Linked DNA regions of Homo sapiens: region 1 is linked to region 2. The links are chromatin contacts, found by Hi-C or POLR2A ChIA-PET in ENCODE. All regions are on one chromosome and are shown on one strand. Each heading gives the region's core, a stretch centred on a gene start or an enhancer-like site at or near the end of the contact. The rest is flanking DNA. Distances are from core to core; before and after follow the strand shown.

What was found. A loop is a pair of places that touch in the nucleus more often than their neighbours do. ChIA-PET counts read pairs that join two places held with the same protein, here RNA polymerase II (POLR2A). Pooled maps may share reads with other maps.
Region 1: a loop to region 2 is called in a map of chondrocyte, with 5 times the contacts of the local background. The contact joins the promoter of ABI2 here to the promoter of RAPH1 in region 2. A Hi-C loop is called at or near these places in 2 of 168 maps with a recorded cell type or tissue (Right ventricle myocardium inferior and chondrocyte) and 19 of 50 pooled maps. POLR2A ChIA-PET finds 5 or more read pairs at or near these places in 1 of 52 experiments (WTC11).

Annotation. Positions count from the first base shown.
Region 1 is chr2:203,326,429-203,330,018 of GRCh38, reverse strand. ABI2 (abl interactor 2) reads right to left here and starts at 1,625. Exons shown (of 12, transcript NM_001375670.1): 1 at 1,388-1,625. The coding sequence starts at 1,504. RefSeq lists silencers at 1,057-1,406, 1,683-1,870, 1,627-1,966 and an enhancer at 1,768-2,738.
Region 2 is chr2:203,533,551-203,536,855 of GRCh38, reverse strand. RAPH1 (Ras association (RalGDS/AF-6) and pleckstrin homology domains 1) reads left to right here and starts at 1,555. Exons shown (of 14, transcript NM_213589.3): 1 at 1,555-1,745. RefSeq lists silencers at 1,407-1,476, 1,527-1,616, 1,687-1,786.

The DNA.
Region 1 (3,590 bases), core at 376-2,875, 210 kb after region 2:
ACGCCTATAATCCCAGCACTTTGGGAGGCCGAGGTGGGTGGATGACTTGAAGTCAGGAGTTCGAGACCAGTCTGGTCAACATGGTGAAACCCCATCTTTACTAAAAATACAAAAATTAGCCGGCTGTGGTGGCGGGCGCCTGTAGTCCCAGCTACTCGGGAAGCTGAAGCATGAGAATTGCTCAAACCTAGGAGGCCGAGGTTTCAGTGAGCCGAGATCGCGCCACTGCACTCCAACCTGGACTACAGAACGAGGTTGTGTCTCAAAAAGAAAAGAAAAAAGAAGGATCCCTGGAGAGATGGAGGTGGGAGCAAGAAAAAAGGAAAAAAAAAAAGACTGTGAAGAAACAGTTTAACATATTGCTTCCATTTCCATCTTTATCCCAAGAGAATTTAAACGGGAAAGAAAAAAAATGGAGGCAGAACCCATAATTCAAAATAACCATAAAAAAAAAAGCAAAAGATTTTAGATTTTGCAAACTGTGCCTTTTAACCTGCTATCCTTTCAAGTAATTTTTAAAGAAGGATTTTTTTAATCCACAGAATATTTTGCTTCATCCAGGAGCAGCTGGATCTCATACCATCCGGTATCCCCCGCCTCCATACACACGCCCCTACCACTATCAGCCCTTGAGCCAAACGATCCATCACGGTAAAAAAAAAAAAAAAAAAAAAAAATTAAACCAGGAGGTTCATCTTCCCAATTCTCTCTAAGAAACAGTCATAGTCTGTCCTCCTCCCACCCCCAGGAAAACTGCCTATTCTAACAGAACTAGGAGGGAGGGGGGAATCAGCTCATCATCCTTCTCCATAGGGAAAAAAATGGCATTAACTTCCAACAAGAAACTGCTGCTCTTCTACCGTATCCCCTTTAGAACATAAAATATTAAGAAAGGGTTTCTGAAGCATTCACAGGAACAGAAAACTGAAGCCTGAAGCACTTCACTCTGCAGCAAGATAACCCCTTAAAAATCATCCAGAATTTGGGGGATGGAGGTAACCCGTCAACACCCGCGACACCCCTACCCTAAGGTGGGGAGCAGGATTCCGTCAAACAGAAAATGCCACTCTCCGCCCCCTCCGCCATCCGGAACGCTGACCGGCGCGGAGTGCGGGGGCGGCCGAGGGCGGGAGCGGCGAGGAGGCGGGACGCGACACACGCACCACGCCGAGAACTGCTTCACCGCTTTTTTAAAGGTTTTTAAAATGCAGTTTCTCCAGCCGGAGAATTCCCACCCATTCACCAGCCCCAGCCCTCACCCAGCTCCCCACCCCCATCGGGGGCTCCGCTGGGCCGTGTCCCCGAGGCGGCCTCGGCCCCACGCCCCGAGGCGCGCGGCCCCCGGCGGGGGGGTCCCCGACGCGGCCCAGCTGGGGATGCTTCGCACCTGTATGTAGTTGTTCTCGCAGTAATCGGCCACCCGTTCCAGATTTGTGTAGCTGTCGAAGAGGGCCCGGCGGCCCCCCGGGATTTCCTCTTCCAGCAGCATCTGCAGCTCCGCCATCTTCACATCCTCCTCCTCCTCCTCCTCATACAGGTCGCAGAGGGAGCGGCGGCCGCAGCGCCAAGGAAACCCAGGACCGGGAGAGGAGGAGCGGCGGCGACGGCGGCGGTAACTCGGAAGGAGCGAGAAACAGCCCCAGCGCGCGACAGGGGAGGGGGCGACGGGGGCGGGGCGCGAGCCGACGGACTCCGAGGACGGTCACCGCGGCGACGGCCGGCCGGGCGCGCGCACGCGCGCTCCCTTCCCTCCGCCCCCGGGAGCCCGAAAAAGATTCCCACCCTCGCCCGCGCCGCCGGCCCCTCCCCCACTTCCGGCGTCTCCTAGCGACGGCGGGGGTAGGGGCCGGGATGCGCGCGGGAGTTGGTGGTGCAGTTAACCCTTCCGCCGCCCGCCCGCCGCTGGAGCGGCTGGAGAAGCCCCCACCTCCCGGCGGCCTTTGTTAGCCCGGCGGGAACACACCACCCTGCTCAGCTGGCTTCCTGCCGGCTCCCTCCGGGACTCATCTCGGCTCCGTCCCCATGGAGGTCATCGGCCTAGGGAACTTCTCGAGGCTTTTCTCCCTCTGCTGCTGACGGGAGGCCGAAGGAGGGCACAGCCTCCACTCTTGGGACCCTCCTCTGTGAAAGATCACACCTCAACAGGGCAGGAATAAAACTTCCACGCAGCTTTCAATGCCACCTGACTTCATTTTTCTCAGATTTGACCTCATCCTCTTTGTTGCAGTGAATTGCAGTTTCCTAACCCCAGCTTTCCTGCGCCCCTGCCTCTTTGCACTTCCCCACTAACGCTGTTCTCCCCTGCCAGATTAGCCCCTTTCTCTCCTGGTTTGCGGTGCCGTGGGCCTCAGCTTTTTATGTTTGCCATTTCTATGATTCGCTTCCTCACTCATAACCTTTTCTGTCATTTCTCTAATGCTATCAACTTCGCTGTCCTTTTTCCTATTCATGGATTCAGTATTTAAAATTTTGAAAACGATTTTGCTAGTAGTAATTGCCTTCTTCACAGGGCTGTTACATAGATAAAATCAACGTTTATTGTGAAAATACCTTGAAAAAACATTAAGTGCTACAAAAATTCAAGGCAGATAATTTTCCTCTTGCAGAGTTATAATTCTGTTTTTATTCTCCAGATACTGTGTCTTGTTTTCCTAAATCAGACTACCCCACACAATGTAATCTGGAAAAACTAAAACTCCTGACCATTGCTGAGATATGAAGCCATGACCTTTATTTGTGCTGTGGAAAATCAAAGTTGATTCCAGGCAGTACCATCTTAGACTTGTGTAGTTAGAACAAGATCCATTGTTTCAACACTTTTCTTAATCTGGTGATCTCTTGGCCCTCCTACAGTGAATTTTTTTCATTCAGATGATGAGGAAACTTATACTTTCAAAAAAAAATCACTTTAGGACGGGCGCGGTGGTTCACGCCTGTAATCCCAGCACTTTGGGAGGCCGAGGCGGGCGGATCACGAGGTCAGGAGATCGAGACCATCCTGGCTAACACAGTGAAAACCCGTCTCTACTAAAAATAAAAATAAAAAAATTAGCTGGGCATGGTGGCGGGCGCCTGTAGTCCCAGCTACTCGGGAAGCTGAGGCAGAAGAATGGCGTCATCCTGGGAGAAGAGCTTGCAGTGAGCGGAGATCGTGCCACTGCACTCCAGCCTGGGCGACAGAGCGAGACTCCGTCTCAAAAAAAAAAAAAATCACTTTAATACCATATCATTACAAATATCTGGAGCAAACCCTAATGTTATATTGGCTTCATGATACATACATTAGCAGAATGTATGAGTTTTCACTGTGGAACCTAAATTAAAGGATATTGAAAATGTTGGTCTAGTCCAACTAGTTTTATTCTTAAGCACTTTAACCATCTTCTGTAGTAGTGGTTCTCAAACTTCAGTGTGAGGAGCTTGTTAAAAATGAAAGCTGCAGGGTCACACACACTAAGATTCATTAGTTTGAGAGCATGAGTGATGGAAATGAGTAGTTATTTAAATGACACATCAACTTGCTTCAGTGAATACGACATATGAATAATCAAGTGAATAAAACAAATGTTAGATGAAGCAAACTTTTCTTT
Region 2 (3,305 bases), core at 306-2,805:
GAGTGAGATCATGTGGTGTTTGGTTTTCTGTCCTTGCGATAGTTTGCTGAGAATGATGGTTTCCAGCTTCATCCATGTCCCTACAAAGGACATTAACTCAACCTTTTTTATGGCTGCATAGTATTCCGTGGTGTATATGTGCCACATTTTCTTAATCCAGTCAAGAGATAGTATTATTCTATACAAGAATATTGACATACCTACTGAACTTAAAATACAAAAGGGCAGTTATGTTTCAAAAGTACAGATATCTCAAGTGTGAAAGGCAGCCAGTATCTGTATTGTATGGTTCTAAATACCAATTTGAAACAGATTGTGTACCAGTTTGGAACAGATTGTACAAAAAAGACTGAAACCACTTGAAAGTCCTCAAGAATATCAGGAAGTAAGAATGTAATTAACCAAACCAGGATTTGGCCCCAGGACAGAGAAATGAACACTCTCATTCTTAGAGAGGGAGCTAGGATTTCAGGAATGTACAGTCAATGCTTTGTGAAAATTTAAATAAATTCTTAGCAAGCAGATGGGAAGACATGAAAAAGCAATGTTCATTGCAACCAATTTCAGGTCACACTCCCAATTTCTCAATTGTTTTAATGCTGTCAACAAACTTGCTTTGCATGTAGCCAAGCAAACATAACTTAGTTCCATTTGTTCCTTTCTTTGATCAACTTTAGGTGAAGGTCAAAATAAGGACATACTTAAAATCTAAAAGTCTGCCGAAGTCAAGCCTGCATCTAAAGAGGCAGCAGCTGAGCTTAGCGATAAGGAAAAATGCCGACACCTTACTACTACACAATTCCGATGGGGTGGGGGGACAGAAATTAAGGAGGCAGGATTAACAGATTTCGAAGTTTAAAAAGTAAAGGTCATCGAAATGTCCCGTTCCTAAGTTTCCCAATACATTCCATGAAACTGCAGAGACTTTTTGGCCAAAATGGGATTTCCTAAAGAAGGGCCTCACAGATCTCAACGACAATGGTCCTGTAAGTGACCGAGCCAACCCCGGATGCGTTTCTGGAGTCTCTGAATACACGGACAGCGTATAAAGGTGGATGCGTACAGCTCCCTGACAGAACTGCTGGAGGCTGCTGTGCCTCCCAGGGCGCTAGGACAGAGGCTGCTGGGCCGGCTTCCTATGAAAGGCGAGCAGGGGGTGGGGCAGCACTGGGATTTTCCTCCCCACTCATTCATTCTCTGATTCACTCGTTCCTGTAGGCGGCTCACAGGGACTTGCGGAGGAAAGGCGAGGCACGAGCGGAGCCGCGGTTGAGTGCGGCCGGGCGCGGCCGGGCGCCTGAAGGGAGGGCGGAGGGCCGGCGCGGGGCGCGGGCTAGGGAAGGGCGGCGGGCGCGGCGGCCTGCGCCGGAAGTGAGTGGTTGGCGGCGGGCGGGGGCGGCGCGCGGTCCCGCGCGAGTCGGCCCTACAGTCGGCAGTCCGGCCCTCAACCCCGCCTTCTGCGTCTCGGCTGGACGCGAGCACACTCGGCTCCGCCGCCGCCGCCGCCGCCGCGGGGCGCTGCGGCCGCCCCGCCCCCGCTCCCGCCGCCGCCCGCCAGTCAGTCAGTCAGTCAGTCAGTCAGTCAGTCAGTCAGTCACTGAGCGCGCGGCGCGGGAGCTGCTGGCAGTCGCTGCGTCTCTGGCGAGGGAGCGCCGCGCCTGGGGAGGAGGCGGAGGCAGCGGCTGGAGGAGCGCGAGCGGCGGTTTCCTTGCCCGGGGCCGCGGGAAGGCCGACCGACTGCCGCGGTGAGTGGTTAGCCTCGCCCTCGGGGCCAGGGGGTAGGGAGCCGGCTGGGCGCGGGGCCGTGAGGCGCTCCTGCCGCTCCCGCCTCCATTTTCCCGGCGCCCGGCCCCGCCATCCGGGTGCGGTACGGTCGGCGGCAGCCTGGGGCGGGGTCGTTGCCAGGTTGGGGATCGGGCCGGGGCTGGCTGGACCGCTCCCGGCTGGTGGATGGAGGTCGGTGGGGCCTGGACTGCACCCTGCGCCCCTGGGGACCGCGACGGAGGGAGACAATGAGATAAGGGGCCGCCTGGGAGGGTGCGGTTAGGCTTCTCCGACCCAGCACCGGGGGCTGGTGGCCCGGGACCGCAGGGAGGAAAGGACTTTCCCCCGCCCAGCTGCAGAAACCAGCTACTGGATGTCGGGTTGCTTGGGTTTCGATGCCCCCATCTTTCATAGATGAGTTCAGTGCAGAGATTTTGAAAGGCGGGGCTCCTTCTGTGTCTTCTTTCTAATTAAACAGGATAAGTAATTGCTTCATTGCTTTTTAACCGCGTCTCCTCTTGCGGTCTGTATTATACATTCCCGCCGGAAATCCAAACTGCAATTCATGGGGGGGGGGGGGGGGTGGACGGAGGGAGGGGGCAGTGTGATAGTATTAGGATGCCTTCGTGTTAAGACAGGTTGAAAGATGTGGTTTTCTTAAGGCAGTGACTTAGGGTGTCCCCACTGTGTGAGCTGGAAACCGCATAAACCTTATTGCTTACAAGCTCGAAGACATGGTTTAATATGAAATAAGAGCCTTGAGGGAGGGTGTAAGTGTTACATGTGTCTTGCGTGTGTGCATTTCTTAAATTCTTTGGGAAGATCCGTTGGGGAAATCCGGGAGAATGGAAAAGTTCTTCACTCAATCTTCCAATAAGGGTTGATGTTGTCTGCAGCATTTCTCAGGGAAATGTGGAGAGCTGCTTATGTAGGTAAAGTCCACCGTTAAGGAACAGTAAAGGTAACGGGTTAGGGATGAGGCGTGATCGGATTATTAAAGAGTCAGTCCATGGGGATATTAAATTCAGCAAACATTTATGGAATACCTACTCTGTCAGTTAGGCTGGGTGACACCAGGTGAACAAGCATGGGGTGGTGGAAAGAGCTCTTCGGAGTGGGGGAAACCGTACGCCCTGGAATTGGCTTGCAATGTGAGTTGGATAAGCTATTGAACTCTGCAGTACGTTCCCTATCAGTAAAATGGGAATAACACCACCTGTTTACCTCCCCAGATGTTTTTCATGTAGATTAAATGAGATAATGTATGCAAAATGCGTAGCACCTTGCCTGGCATAGAGGTGTTTAACAGCACCTTAAATTCCTTTCCTCCTCGGGGTGGTTTTTTTGGGGGTGCGGTGCGGGGGGTTAGTGAATGTAGGTAAGTGTAATACAGTGAACTATATAGTAAAATGTTGAGGTATAGAATAGGAGAGCGAAGAAGAGAGATTAATTCTAAATTGAGGGAGGAATGCATGGAAGCCTCGGCATTTAAGTGAAACCTTTAAGGATGAGTAGGATTTCAGCAGATTCAGATGGGGAGG